2 separate regions of the Homo sapiens genome follow, and region 1 is linked to region 2. The links are chromatin loops, found by intact Hi-C in ENCODE. Cell type or tissue: endothelial cell of umbilical vein. All regions are shown on one strand.

Region 1 (8,000 bases), 220 kb before region 2:
TTCTTCTGAAAGGGACAATTTTTCTATCTTTTCTTTCACCTCCCCTCCCTTTCCCTCCTTTTATTCTTCTCCCCACTTCTCTCTTTCCCACCCTCTCTGTCTCTATCTCTGTCTCTTTCTTTTGTTGGTATTGGTTTTCTATTTAAGTTACTTTAATCTTACCACTCAGGGTGGCAGTCATTAATTTTCAAAATAATTACCTAAGGGAGGAGAAATGGACACTCTAGCTTCTGGAATATGGAGTAGCAACTCGGTGGGAGAGACCTTACCTGAGCTAACCTTCCAGGCCACACTCTATCCTTTGCCGCTTGCTCCTTTTTTTTTTTTTTTTTTTTATACTTTAAGTTTTAGGGTACATGTGCACATTGTGCAGGCTTGCTCCTTTAATCTCACCCCACATTGCCTCACTTAGCTATGAAAGTAAAGTATCATTTAACACATGGTTGTGAGAAACACTAGAGCAAATACTAGACTCTTTGGCATATGCTGGGCTTACGAGCAACACAATTTTTCTTCACTTAATGCTATGACTGCTGAAAAAAGGAATACAGAGCACTTGAATTGCAGGGCAATGAGGAAATGAAGACAGTTAAGCAAATATTAGTTCATACGTGGTGATCCTCTCCTTTGTGTACACTTTGAACTAAAACAACAGCCTCTTAGCAGAGTGGTTGAAGTTAAAGTGCTCTGACACACATTAAAAAAAAGAAAGTTTTAAACAGCAGTCTGCCTCTGTGGTATACAAGGTCTCCCAAAGTTTCAGTCACGATGAAATTAACGTGCTCTTAAGGTGTCTGCTTCTTGCACTGGGACAAAATTAAATAGAAGTTATTCAGTGACACTGAAATTCTAAAGGTGATAAAAGAGAAAGAAATATTCCGGAGGAAGAGTGCATGGTTTGACTACTGCCAGGGAGTTAATACATTAACGAGGAAATACTGGACCTAAACAGACTAAATTCATTATTTTTTCTGCTGCTAAAATTTTGTTTGGATAACTGAAAACGATGAAGTGGAAAAAGGAGACATTCATGTCTCATATGGAAGGAAAAGGCCTGGTTGTGTCTGATATTGGAGAATAAATTTTTCTAGGACTATTCATTCTAGTGAAAATATTACCTTTGTGTCTCTGCCAATGGGAGTGTTCTCATTTGTGATTCAGGATTATTTGTCCTGTTGTGGTTGTTTCATTCTCCTTTAAAATTCTTCGTTTTTCCTTCAGTATTTGTTTGGCTTTAAAACTCTAGCTGATGTACATGGCTGGATAGTTTTCTAGAAGATGAAGCTAAAAGTCGGCCCTCGGCTTTGCTACCGTGAAATTTGCTCTTTGATTCAAAGTTACACAGGTATTCCCATTTGGGAATATATATGTGCATTTCTAACTTGGACTTGGGCAGCAAGTTAATAAGGCCTCTTCCTTGGAATGGAGCCATAACTAAATGCCTTTCATTGTACATTAAGGTGAGGCATGAAAATGGCATCCAGGAATACAGAATGGACATTTTGATTGGGAGGTAATCAGTGGGCCCACCCCAAAGTCTGAGAGTCTGAGGACTGGACCACTGAGTTTTCTTTGTAGTGGGTCCAAATTGCCCAGCTTAACGACACTTATGGAGTCTCCAGATCACAACAGGATCATTCTGAATCCTTGGGAATTCCAGGGGTGCACAGATGCTTTAAGGGCTTTGTTTCAACCTTGACCCTTTTTTTTCCTTTTTAAAGAATATCTATTCCAGGTGTCTTGAAATGCATGGAAGAAAATGCAGGCATCCAGAGGATTGCAGTCTTTCTGAGAGTCCCCCAGAGAACACTGATGAAAATTTAGTTTTACACAATTCTGTAAGGGCTCACCCTGTTCAAGTGGGTCCCCAAGTCCTTAGAAATTCCTCTTTCTGTAATGATTGCAAATCCAAATAAATTTCTGAGAACTTATTTGATCCAAAGTCACATGCTCCAGTGTTCTGCCACATTTCCAGAGTCTCAGCTCACCTAGGTGTAAAGAAGTTGAGTATGTACTGGGTTCACACCCCTCTGTGTCTGGCTTTTGGCCCACATTCAAGGGTTCTAGGTACCTTCCAGCCTCTTCACCCGCTTTTGAATCTTAATTTGGAGGCAATGGTGATTCAGAAAACTGAAGGTGATTTATGCTTGAGAAAAAAAAGAGATGGATCAATGAAGTACCTTTTCCCAAAATTAATAAACTGTTCACTTTTTACTCTCCCAGAAGTAGACTGTTAGTTTTGAAATGGGAAAAGTTCCCTTATCCCCTTCACAGGGCATACAATGGGGTGTAAATCATTTCTTCAGGGTCCCACATCTCAAACCCCTAGGGGGAGCATGCAGACGGGCAGGTCGTGGGGAGCTTGTGCTCTGACAACACGGCAGCATCTAGGGTTGAGTGTTTATAGCTCCTGAAGCCCCAGTGGGCGTGTATTATAGTGTGCTCTTTCAGCTTGGCCATCCTCAGGCGGGTTGTGTTAATCAGCTCAATTAGACCTTCTGTCTTATCACAAGGACAGTGGGGTTTCTGTTTCCCGGGTTCTTGCCTTAGTGTACCGGAAAAATCGGATCACATGTGGGCTTGGAGGATGGGTGCAAGGTTTTTTATTGAGTGGTGGAAGTAGCTCTCAGCAGATGGATGGGGAGCCAAAAGGGGGATGGAGTGGGAAGGTGGTCTTCCGCTGGAGTTGGGCTGCTCAGGGGCAGGGCTCTCCTCCGACTGCCCTCGACAAATTTCCCTGGGCGTCTGTGTTGTTGCGCAGTGGATGGACTGCCGGTGTCTGTGTATTCTTCTGTGGCTGTGTTCCTCTCCACGTCCAGCCGCTTTTGTGTGTGCCTGCTATGGTATCAGTGTTTTTATAGGTCCGGGATGCGGGGGGCATGGTAGGCCAGGGTAATCTTGGAAAATGCAACATTTGGGCACAGAAACAGGAGTGCCTGTCCTCACCTAGGTCTGTGGGCACAAGCCCCAGGGTGGAACCCTCGGCAGGAACCCCGCCTTTCTCTACCCAGCGTTTCCCTGTCTCTCTCCCGTATCAGTTTCAACATATAATTAATAAGGAATTTGTGATCTCAGTCTTGCAGTCCATCAAATCATGTGTGTCTGTTTACATTGCTTACATTTACCTTGTTGATTGTAATCTACAAGTTCTTCAATTCAGAGTCATGACACAGATCTGACATCTGAAGTGAGATCTGATGTCTGAAGGGAGAAACTCTTGATTCTTTCATTCTCATTGACTGCCAAGACTATTACTGCTACTAGTACATTTCTCTAACATTTAGTTTCAAATTTCTGTATTAAGTAGCCTCTTATATTTCCAAGGAATATTTGAATAGTATAGAGGATTTTTTAAACTGCATAAGATTTGGTTGTCAAAAAGGAAATAATTCATAATTAAATTCATGTATCAACTCCTTTGCCACTGAGTTTGAAAACTCAGGGTCAACAGGCAGGCAAGGCTTATCTTTCTGAATTGGGAACAAGTATAATGAAAGCACTTATTATATTCCAAGTAATCTTTTTTCTTTTTTTTAAAGAATTTTATGACAGAAGAGCATATGGAAAATAAGAAAAGTATATATAAAATATATATATAAAAGTATATATAAAATATAATATATATATATATCAGGATCAAATAAGATTATACCCTGTAAATTACTTTGAGTTGATTGGTTGACAAGGGATAGTAGCATTTAGTGATGTTTTGTTTTTCTACACCAATAGCAATTTAAATTTTCTTGGCATCTGAAGCATGAAGATAAAAATTTCACAGAGAGGATCATATTTTGAAGTCAAAAAGCCTTGTTTTGAAATCATCTTTGGACAAAATTCTTCATCTTTCTCAGTCTCTGTTCTTATCACTAAGACACATAAGAATGCCTGACTCACATCCTAGTTATGAGAAATAAATATAGTATCATATATAAAGCAGATGATATATTGTCTGGCACATATTTGAATTCAATAAGAGGTAGTAATTGTTTTGTTTTTACTATTTTTATTGTCATTATTATTTAAACCTAGCTAGATCATCTACCCAAGCATCCCTCCTTAGCTATTAGTATTTTTCTTGATATTTCTTCTCATACATGCTCACTTCCTGCATCCTGAACTCTTCCTTCTATATAACCTAGCCCCTAAAATTTCCCATGAGTAATGCCTCCACACAGGAAATCTTGATCCTTCTTATTGGCTCTGTTTCAGGTACTTGGACCTTTGCTTTTTCTGAAGATTTTCTAGGATTTCTAGAATCTCCTGAGTCTCCAACTGTCCTGATGGAGGGTATCAATGATAATAGCTCTGTGTTTGGCATATATTTAGTGAGAACCAAGGAACTTAAGGTTGTACAATAGAAGGTCAGCATTAGTAAAAGAAAACCTGTACTGGACATTTGTTGGTTTCTTTTTTTTTTTTTCTTGAGATGGAGTCTCACTCTTGTTGCCCAGGCTGGAGTGCAATGGTGCAATCTTGGCTCACCGCAACCTCTGCCTCCCAGGTTCAAGTGATCCTCCTGCCTCAGCCTCCCGAGTAGCTGGGATTACAGGCATGCGCCTCCATGCCCAGCTAATTTTGTATTTTTAGTAGAGATGGGGTTTCTCCATGTTGGTCAGGCTGGTCTTGAACTCCTGACCTCAGCTGATCTGCCCGCCTCAGCCTCCCAAAGTGCTCGGATTACAGGCGTGAGCCACCATGCCTGGCCTGCACCTATGTTTTTCTCCGTTATTCTTTTTGAAAAGTGTAAGAGGAGAAGCCATTTGCAAATATCCGATGATTCCATCTCAGAAATGTTTCTCAAAGTTACCCTCATCTGCTGGTATCTTAGTTTAGTGCTCCTAAGACAACAATAGTTAGCCTCTGAATCACTATTCTCTTCTGTCACCAGTGTATTCTTTACATGGTTTGCATGTGCATTTATCCAATGAACAACACTCAAGTCCTTTGATGTGTCAGGCACTGGATTGAACATAAATGGTAAATCATTATGTGAAAATGTCAGAGACCCCAGCCTGGCAGTGTAAAGGGCCAATCTCCTTCTCCCTTTATCTCTGCTTGTATCTCAATATGGCTTTGTTGCTGGAGCAGAAGGAGCAAATTTTGTGTGTGCATAGACTTTTGAGGAAGATGAGGGAGATGAAGTTACCATGTTTGGATCCTACCATGTCCCTTGAAAAAAAATTGAACATCCATGATTAAACAGACAGAGATTGAAGAAAGCATTTTTATGAGTCTCACTTTGTCCATTTTGGGGCACAAACAATGGTTTTAGAGCCCTGGTGACAAGAATTAAGGCAACAACCCTTCTAAGTCCCTTGCATGGAACCCAGCACCACTCCAGAGCCCTGCAGACCAGCAGTTCCCTTTCTTGATAGGTGAGCTAGCATCATTGATAATGAAGTTTCCTGAAGTGGCTTCTTGGACAGTGAATAAGGACATACAGAAGCAAGAGCTGGGAAGGAGAATATGACCAGTGCTCCTGGTAACTGCAGTTGACAATCTGCAGTGCAACAGGTTCAATGTTGAAACCTCAGAAAAACACTAGAGAGGCTTTGAAGGATGCACATACGTCGGAGACAGAGAGGACTGAGATTCTGCAGTAATGGAGGGCTCAGAGTTACTGTAATTAGGCCACCTATATTAATGTCCATAAGTTATACTTACAGGCTTTTGAAAACCACAACCATGGAGTCCGCTTCTCCAAACAAATCTGAACATATTTATACCTGATTTCCATTGATCAATTTCAAACTCCCCACACTTGTACACAAGGCACTTCACAATCTGACCCCAACCCCTTCCGTACATCGTCTTCTGCCCCCTTTCCCCACTGAGCCTGTTGTCTATCTTCTTTCTCCATGTTTTTCAGGTCACTGACTTATACCTCTCCCCATATTTCATCAACAATATCTTCCCCACACCTATTTGTTTCTGATTTATTTATTTTCATCGAGTCTTTCTGTCTTAATCTAGTTTTGGTTGCTCAAAGCAGAATACCTGAAGCTGGATAATTTATAAAGAAACAAAATTTAATTCCTACCGTTCTGGAGGGTGGGAAGTGCAAGGTTGAGAGGGATAGTCTTGTGAGGTGAGGGCTTTTTTTTTTTCTGAGGTGGTCTCCTTCCATCTCAGCCTCTCAAGTTACTGGGTGGCTGGTGAGGGCCTTGTTATTGGTGAGGACTCTCCACAGAGTCCCAAGGAGCCACAGGGCATCACATGGGGAGGGACTGAGAGTGCCAGCTCAGGCCTCTCTTACTTTTCTTACAGCTACTAGTACCACCTCCAGATAGCCCATTAAGTCATTATGCCGTTGATCTATGGATGGATTAATACATTCATGAGGGCTCTGCCTCTTAAAGGCCCCATCTCTTAAAGGCCCCACCTCTCAATACATCACATTGAGGATTAAGTTTCAAGGTAAGTTTTGGAGGGGACAAACATTCAAATCATAGCACTCTCCTTTTGTTATTGAAATAACCGTTCCTTTAACCAGTCTAAAATCTGCCTGGAGGTGGGGCAGAAACCATGATTTAGATTCTAAGTAAATGCTTGTTGTTTAAATGTAAAAACTTATGGGGTCCATAGAATTTAGAACAGTAGAAAATAAAACTGGGGGAACAAACCCAAAAAAACAAAAACAAAACCTCCCACTTGTTACAAACTAGACATTTGTTGATTGTCTACTTAGAATCAATTTCTTTATATTTCTTGCTAACAAATGGCAGATTTTTAGGGGTAGATGCCTCTCTCACACAGCTGAGATGCTTCTGGGGTAGCAGTCCCTGTCTGTCTAATCAGAGTACACATGCAAGTACTTTGCTTAAAATGTAAGGCAAACACATTATCTCTGAATGTGCATCCTCAGATGTCAGCAGCATCTGGTGACCATGAATGTGGATGGCTGAGGTTGGTGCCAACCTCCAGTGTGGAGAGAAGGAGAGAATCTGGTCTCTAATGGGGTCATCTAGATGGAGGCAGAGGCCACCCCAAAGCCTGCCTTACTTTGGACTCTCACAATCTGCATGTCAGAAAATCCCCGTCCTTTAAATATTTTTTGAGCTTAAGTAGTTTCTGTCCTTGCAACATAAGTAGTTCTAATGAATACAAAACGTTACATGTCTCTCCCCTCCCATAATTATCTGAGAACAGGAACCCAAAGCCCTGGATCAAGAAGCAAATTTGTGACAAAGAGGAAAGTAGAACCCAGGTCTCTGCACTCCTGTTCCAGATCCCTTTGTTAAATCAAGCCTTATCACCAGCATTTTCAGTGTCGCTGTTCTACTTCTAAGCAGAGATGTGATCATTTACAAAAAATGTTTTAAACATCTTAGCATTTCATGGATTTACTACTTGACATTGAATTTGAATGTATGTTGCAATATGGCCCAACAATTATTTAAATTTATGTAGATGAGCCTTGTAAAGATAATATAAAATGTATGTGGCACAGTATTTGAAATGGGCATTTGAGATCTATTTGTTTATTTGCTTGTTTAAGCAGGGCTGTAACTTTAGTATGAACGACACGACCTTATTATTTCTTTTCCCTTGAAAATTGTTGAGAGCAGATTATAGGAAAATGTAGTACGTTCCTAATTCCAGGTACAGAATATCTAGTTCTATAAAGCCTGATGGAAACCATACATTAACTGCCACATCAGTAGCCATATGGTTAAGATGAAACACTATTGAGAGTTCACAAAAAGAGCATTAGATAATTTGCACTGTAGTCAGCTTTAATCAAACATTTGATAGGCATGCAGAGCTGTGTTATCAAAGTAATATAGAAATGTTCAGGCATATATGATACATGTTTGGCTGCAAAATATAGCATAGCATTCTCAAATTCTCTCTAGGGTTGATGTATCCCCGTTACAATAAATTTTTTAGTAAATATAACTGCATGCTGGCCAGTGATCCCCTGATGAAGCGTGTATGGCAAGTCATGCTTACTGTGCTAAGCTCTGTTAAGTGTCTCACAGTCTAAATAAACTCCCTGC
Region 2 (8,000 bases):
CTCTAATACATAGTAATAGCTAATATATATTGAGGTACCATTATTACTCATTTATAGATAAGACAACTGAGTCACTAAAAGGTTAAGAATCTCATCCAAGGTTACACAGCTGGTAGGTGTTGAACTGGGATTCAAAACTTCAAAGGTCGCTGCTTTTTTGTTTTGTTTTGTTTTGTTTTAAATATTATGCCTGCTACCTCTGACAGTACCAGGCACCTAGTAGGTTCTCAATATAAGGAGAAATTATGTGTGGACCAAAAACAGTTACCTGATAAATGCTTTGGGGAGTGATGGGATGAGGGATAGTAATTCAAGTTAAGAAAGTATGGCTGGCAAGGCGCGGTGGCTCACACATGTAATCCCAGCACTTTGGGAGGCCAAGAGGGGTGGATCACTTGAGGTCAGGAGTTCTAGACCACCCTAGACAATGTGGCGAAACCCCGTCTCTACTAAAAATACAAAAATTAGCCAGGCGTGGTGGTCTGTGCCTGTAATCCCAGCTACTCCAGAGGCTGAGGCAGGAGAATCACTTGAACCCTGAACCTGGGAGGCAGAGGTCGCAATGAGTCAAGATCGCGCCACTGAACTCCAGCCTGGGCAACAGAGTGAGACTCCATCTCAAAAAAAAGAATGTATAATGCTCATTAATTTTAGGCTTTAGTCTAGGAAAGAATGATTTTATGGTGAACCTAGAGTCTTCATGTCGTCTATAACTAATATTAGAGTAGCTGCTTATCTCAAGACAGAGTTCAACCCTGCTGAGAGAGGACAGATAAACTTCAGCGAGATGGCAAAGGAAAAATGGAAGGAGACACCTGGGCAGAGAGCACTGAAGAGAATGGAATCTAATTGGAGAACAGAGAGAGAGTAATGCTCCCCTCATCCTATCTTGGGAAATGTAGTCAGGTTGAGCTGGAGTAAGTTGTTTTTAAAACAGTATTGTTTACAAAGTAAAGTAATCCCTTTCAATCCTACTATCTTAATCTTCGTAACTCAAAGTTCCAACATCTGACTTCTTTTTTTTTACCTTATTTCCTATAAGAGTAAAAATTCCCAATCTGTGTGCATCCAAATGGTATAGTTTATACTCATGTCCCTTAGTATGTGCACACACACTTTCAACAACACTAAAGAAAATCAATTCTGGCAGAGGCTGACCAAAGGAAAGTTGCAAATCACACAGCCTAAGAGCTAACCTCACAAGCTACTGATGCTTATTCATAAAGAAAGGCATTTATTTCTTAAATCTCATCTGTTTTTAGTAGCATTTCTATTTCTTCTGGACTATTTTCTTTGGAATTGTTTACTTTCTTCTGCAACACAGACCCCATAAATGCAGGCACAGGCCATTTTATCTATGTTGTGTCCATAGGGGACATGTCCCTATTTCCAGAAGTGGGGTGGATCACAGATAAGCAGCTAGACACGATGCAGCAGTTGGTCTAATTCTTCCAAGCACTCTGACTCAGGAAGGATGGTTCAAAGCATCTACTTAAGAATGCTTTATGCTCTCAATGATGTGGAAAATATATTCATGAATAAAACAGAAATGAAAGTCATCACAAGGATGAGTGAAACCTCGTGGTTGAGGGGTTTTGTTTACAATGCTTTTGGTTTACCTTGGAAGCAGCTTTTTATTACACAGTTAAAGTTGTGTAATCTAGCAAATGGAAATTTTAATTAGCAAATTCATAATGGGCTGTAGGTTATCAACAGGTGGATTCACTTGTCTTCTCGTGAGATTTTTAAGACATAGGCTGTTGACAGTTAAAATTGCTTCAATACAAGATGGCTTTGATTGAGGGTGACCTTACAACTCACCATATTAAGTCACAAATGTAACTGATATAAGTGAACCGGCCCTCCTCCCTGGTGGGCAAGAGTCTCAAAATCACCATGTAATATGCCCCAGTGTAGACCGAGGGGCTGTCCTTTCTTGAGCAGCAAGGGGGTCACTGCAGATGAGGGCTTTAAAGATTTTAGGCAGAGCTTTGTGTGGACACTGGTAAAGAAATTGCCTACATTGTTCTGAAGTTAAACAAAGGGTAAATATAGTGTGTTAATTTGAGTGCTTCCTAAATAACCAGTTTACAAGATCACATACTGAAGTTTATCAAATACACACTAGGGAGACTGTTCATGGACACAAAAGGGATCACCACTCAGCTTCAAATTCCTTCAAGATCCTAACAGCTACCTGTCCCAGAGTCCTGAGGAAATCACTGGAACCCACCTCAAATATACTTTCTTTCTGGCTAGACTTTACTTGGAGGTAGGGTAATAGTTATGGGGTTGTGAGGGGGTGTCACAATTTTAGTTGCCTGTTAGACTTCTACAGTTATTTAAAATTACAGCACATCTACAGACTTATCTAAAATAAAGCACAGTTTTTAAAAATGCATGTAAAAAAAAATTCTTCTTTCTCACCACTCTGCCCCCTTCTGCTCCTCTCCCCCGCACTACACTCCCCGAAGAGACTATTTAACATAATGAGCTGCAGTGTGTGGATGTGATAGCAGTTGCCTGCTAATAGTTATGTTTAAAATTCCTATTTCTTATCTTATTTACTGATTGATGGGAACTTGTGACTTGCAGATCTTCCTCCAGGACCCCATCCCTTTCCTGGGCGGAGTGAATCATTTGACACAGGGAACATTAGACAACACGTTTGCTTCCTCGTTAAATCCCGTTTGGCTACGTAAGCTAGCCGGATGCAGGGCCCCCCAGTTGCATCTGCATTGTGTCTTATCGGAACCACCTGAAGAGCCTGGCCACACAGGGTGGCCTTCCTTAATTTAAAATCCACAGAGAAGATTTTTTTTTTCTTTTTTTGGTCAGCAAACTCCAGCATATGACAAAAGGCATGCATGTGACTTTATTTTTTCAATGGCTACTTTTCTTCTTAAATCAGGCTCCCTGATTTTAACTAAAAAATAAATAAGTAAACAAGAAAACACTGGGTTACTCTCAAAGAGATCACATTTTTAAAAACTCAAATGATTTCCTACAGGCAGTCTGTTTTGCAGTGTATTTTTTTTTCTTGTTTTTCTTTTTCTGCTTTTTTCCCCCTGTAGATTCTGAAAAGAAATAACCGGCTGTAGGCATCGCCTGTGGCTTGCTGGTCGCACTCCTTGGGTGGTCTGAGCCGACTTTATGATTTATTCAGCTAATGGGAAGGGAGCATGACCCCCAGTGGCCACAGAAAGAGAGCTGCATGTGGGTTTAATGCTTTCACCACAAAAATGTCTGCTATGACTAAGCTCTGCGGCTGAAGTCACTGTCTGAATGGTGCTAAAAAGGAACTTAGGCTTAAGTGTGCACTATTTACTATAGATCGGCTCTTGGGATTAGGCCAAGGGGTTCGTACTCAGTTTCAAAGAATAGCATGGAAGCTGCTAGGAAAATTAGAGCTGTGCAATTTATTTTTACCAGTCTCCCTGGTGAGTTACTCAGTGAAGGATTTACCTCATATGCTTTTTTTCTCCCCTGTTACTAAAGAGTCATTTAAAACGTGTCAGTTTGTGCATTTTACAGAGTTTTATTGTGAAGGTATCCCTATTTTTTTGTTTATCACAGCCATGAATCACTGTTATTGTACTTTAATGTTAATTTGAAACTATAAAAGAATGCCTAATGTTGAAAGAAAGAAAAAGCAAGAGAGAGGGAAAGGGAATGAGAGGGGCTGTGGAGTAATGTTCCTTCACCACACACTGCCCTGTGAGAGAGGCCTCTTTGATCCAGGGAGTAGTCCCCCTCCCTGGCAGCATCGTTACTGGTACAGAGGAATGAACACATTTTGCTTCATGTTGATTCTTTTACCGTGAGGGAAAGGGATGGATGGAGTGGGGAGGAGGGAGACAAGGAGACCTGTTTGTAATTTTGACTAAGATGGATGATTTTTACAGTCAGTGTAATACCTGCTGTTGAAGTTCCAGCATGTTTGCTTCTGGTGGACTTTACAAATGTCCAGAATTAAGAAGTGAATCCCTTTGATGTCTGTAGCTCAGGTTCCTGGGTCTAGAATGCTGCCAGCCTTTTCAGAATATGCCTCCATAGTATAAAGTCACTGGCTTGAAAACATTGCACCTATGAAAGCCCAGCATTCCTTTGGTGCTTGATGTTTGCAGCTTAAACTAATTGCAACTTAGAGTTTAGCTCAGCAGTAGCCAGAGTTCATTGCTAGAGTAATATAGAATGCTTCCCCATTCCCCCAGATGTACTAAGGGACTTTATTTTCGGTTATTGCTCCAAACTTTTCCTTGTAAAAACATTGTTCTTATATCCTGACAAATAAATGCCATTTCTTATAATAAGGGTTAACCACTGAGAGAGACTTCAGGGCTGAGCTGGATTCCCCCATTCCCCTTGTAAGTCTTAGTCTTAGTTTTATTATAGGTAAGTCAGGGCTTTGTGATCCTAAACAATCATTCAGCAGGGCAGGGCTTCATTTTCCCCATCTGTGAAATGGAAATAGCAATCCAGGGCTGCATCAGACTAAATGGCTGTTGAGCCGTTAGAGATTTACAAGGTTATCTTCTAAAGAGAGTACTTGATCTTTTATTTTCTCAGGGCTAAAAAGATAGGGAGGGTCAGAAAAACCATGTTCCTAAGTCATGCTGTTCTCCCTGCAGGTAGATTGAAAATTAAAAAATAAAAGAAAATTTTCCCATTGTTTCCCACTTTACCTTCTTTCCTATCTCCTTTCTAGCATTTTACAGATTCGAAGGTGAGAACTTCTTTTCAAAAATGGTGATATCATATCAATAGGACATCGAGAGTAGAGAAATAGCTCAATTAACACCAAGCAAAACCTAAATTCCATGTGACCTCCTGGATTAGATCTTAGGATGGAAAGAGGACATTAGTGGAAAAACTACTGAAATTTTAATACAGTGTGTCATTTAGTTAATAGTATTGTATCAATGTTAATTTCTTAGTTTAGATCAATGTACCGTGGTTATATATGATGTTAATATTAGGAGAAGCAGAGTGAAAGGCCTACAGGAACTCTCTGTACTATCTAGCAACACTCCTATGAGCCTAATATTATCTCAAAATTAAAAGGATAAAAAAAAAACCCTAACAGACAATTGTTGTCCAAAAATCGATCTATTTGAGATCCTGATGAATAACTTCTGTCTCTTCCCCACACCCAGATACTTCCATACTCCAGTCCATTTTCCAAAGCTGTATAGAAAGTTCATTTGGGTAATACCCACAGCTTAAACGGCTATGAAAGCATCCAACTCTGAATATCTTATTCTCCCAGACCAGCTGCTTGTTGCCTGCACCATGATAGACACTGTACTGAGCAATTTAGACTCAATATGTTCTCTGTGGAAATTGCCCTATATGAGAGAAAAATAAATAATGCTATAGATAAAAGCAGGAGAATAAAAACGGCAATGATATTAAATGTTACATTGTTTTTGCAATACACGATGCAGGTATTTTTTACTGCATTCATCAGTGAGTTCTGGTGAGGCCATTTTGCCAGGTGCCATACCTCCAGGACTTAACACAAAACCAGGCATGTTAGTATTTAATAAATATTTTTGGAATGAATGACACTCAGCACACATTTCACATGAGCAGTTCACAGCTGTAACATAAAAGACACACATTTTCTGACAAAGGTTCAGTTTGCACTGACTATTGTATTGTTTTTCTTTCCATTTGTCCTTCTAGCCCAAAGTAAAAAGGCAGGATGAATAATGATGAAGGGAAGATACCACCTGAAATAGAATTGCCTTTCAGGGCTTTTTAAGCAAGGGTTGTTTTTGGCATTGTATATTCATCCTCGGGTAAAGCATTAGTGAGAGAGAGAAATGTGAGAAGAATTGTAAGGGAATGAGGATAATGAGGACCAAAGGAATCTTTCTTCTGGTGTGGGTTTCCCATCCTAATTGGATACCACTCTAACCACCAAGTGAAGCACGCTGGGCAGATGGATCTGCACCAATGCTGTGCCCGTCTACATCTGTGTATTTCTGGCACACAGGTGTTTCAGCTTTATTCAGCCAGGAAGCAGCTTTTTCCCTTTCTTTTTCAGGGCAGGGAGTTTTGGGGAGATAGGAACACCCACGATTGTTTCTCAGAATAAGAAGGAGGTAGGGGTAGGGGGAGGGAACACAGCCCACCCACTGCTTATAGATTCGGTCGCTTTCCCACCGGTCAGCCTTATTCTGCAAGGTGTAAATCAGAGGGCAGATGCATGCTCTGGGAAGTTTTCCAGATGCACACTGCACAAAGGCCCATGTGTTCTCATTGTGCGGAAATAGCATGCCATCAGAGCAGTTCTGGGACACCAGACCTGTGTTGGGACATGTCATCCTGTCTGCATGTCTTCCACTTAGCAGAGAATGATGTTGCAGACGGAGTGTTAGAGCTCAAAGCCAAGGGAGTTGACAGTTTGAAAAGCCACTCTGTCCCCTGGTGGAATTTGCAAACAGGTTTGATGGGCTGCTCTATGAAGACCAATGCCAAACAGTGCCTGCCAGCTGTGCTTGTGAGGGGTGGACCCACCAAAGTCCAAGGGAAGCAGCTCCAAACGGGAGTCCTGCTCCTCTAACATTAACTGGCAGCAGCATCAAGCAGACAGAAAAGACAGAAAATGTGCAAAGTGGCACTTCTTGCTCTTTCTATCTGCAATCCACCCTGACTCAGTCAGACCTAGGCAGTGAAGCTGCTTGTGCATATTTACCTTTTACTCCCTTGTCTCATTTTCTGAAGTGGATTTTCTAGGCAGAATAAATCTGAGGGTATATTGTTTCCTTGAAAATAAAGAATATACTAGGAGGTGACATTAATTTCCAGATCATTTGGGTGACATTTGGTTACTTCCTGTGCCAGGAATGAATATTGCATCCAGAAACATTTTCAGGGAGGGCTTATTCATAGAGAGCATTCATTTCCAGTTGTGTTAACTTATCTCTTATTGGAATCCTTTCTTTTTTCTTGTAGCATAATTCTTTCCTCTGTTGGTTTGGAGTAGCAACTATGTATTGTCACTGTTCCTCTTGTTTGCATCAGACTTTCTATGGTCTGACTCTGTTTTCTTTTAGCAATTGCTCTTCCAGAGTTTGTTTAAATTTTTACTCTTAGTTATTTTCACTACATGGGTAAACATGTTTTCAGTGACAGCTGGGAAGGTGAAAATTTACATTTCTGCTTAACTGCCTTAATTATTCTTAGGCTAGTGTCATGGTACAAGTATTTCTTTCCTTAGTAATGGAAGCCACCTTAATTCCTTTTAGGAAGCTAGCATATAAAAAACAATCAATTAGTGAAGCAGGAATACAGGCTACAGACAAACAGCGCAGGAAATAGAACAGGGATTCTACAAAGGATATTGCCCTCAGCCCCATGTCTCCAGAAGTAGCCAATATAAGATTGTGAATTATGAAAATTCCATTCTCCAGAACCCAGTTGAGGTCATAATTCAACTGGAAATTATCTTGGTTTTTCTGGCTTATTTTTCCCACCCTATTTGCAATCCTGTTTTCTAGTCTCACTTAAAACCACTAAATAAATTCCAGACATATAACTGTACTAAGAAAAATAAATTTCTTATCCACCTGTTAATTGCCCTCAAATGCTAGGGAGGTTAAGACCTGAATATGCCCCTCCCCACCTTGCTTTCCAAGGCTAGCAATAAAGGGTAGAGGAGGAATGTTAAAATGGGACTGTTTTTTATATATTAAGAAATGTTAACTCAATACCTTTTACAGTTTTTATTCTTTTCTACAAAAGAAAAAATATTTTTCTAAACAAAAAAAATGCTACCACCAGGTACCAAAATTAGAAGCCTGCGTTAAAGTTACAGCATTAATAATTGTGGGTTTTTATTCTTTGTCAAAGATTAAGATGACATGACACAGTAGATACTTTATTCAAAGCCACAATTCAAATGAAAGGTATTAAAAGTTGGGCAAGCATGATGACGCCAAAGAGGAAACAGTTTTTTGGTGGGATGATCTTGATGGTAGTCAAAAAAAACA

The links. Peaks named below come from ENCODE experiments on the same cell type or tissue, not always from the same donor. Only the 100,000 strongest peaks of a DNase experiment are listed, where the experiment ranks them.
Region 1: a loop joins it to region 2, with 6 times the contacts of the local background. A loop is called at or near these places in 2 of 110 quality-filtered maps.

The regions. Positions count from the first base shown.
Region 1 is chr4:144,575,743-144,583,742 of GRCh38, reverse strand. No RefSeq gene overlaps it. Among named protein-coding and RNA genes, the nearest start is that of HHIP-AS1, 66 kb to the left of the region's middle. In endothelial cell of umbilical vein, no CTCF peak of the experiment used is centred here; DNase peaks (open chromatin) are centred at 802, 1,012, 3,902, 4,022 and 2 weaker places; H3K27ac peaks cover 5,481 bases.
Region 2 is chr4:144,351,788-144,359,787 of GRCh38, reverse strand. The region is part of intron 2 of LOC105377462 (a long non-coding RNA gene); the gene reads left to right. Among named protein-coding and RNA genes, the nearest start is that of GYPA, 220 kb to the right of the region's middle. RefSeq lists a silencer at 3,275-3,344 and an enhancer at 2,221-4,127. In endothelial cell of umbilical vein, no CTCF peak of the experiment used is centred here; a DNase peak (open chromatin) is centred at 3,247; H3K27ac peaks cover 231 bases.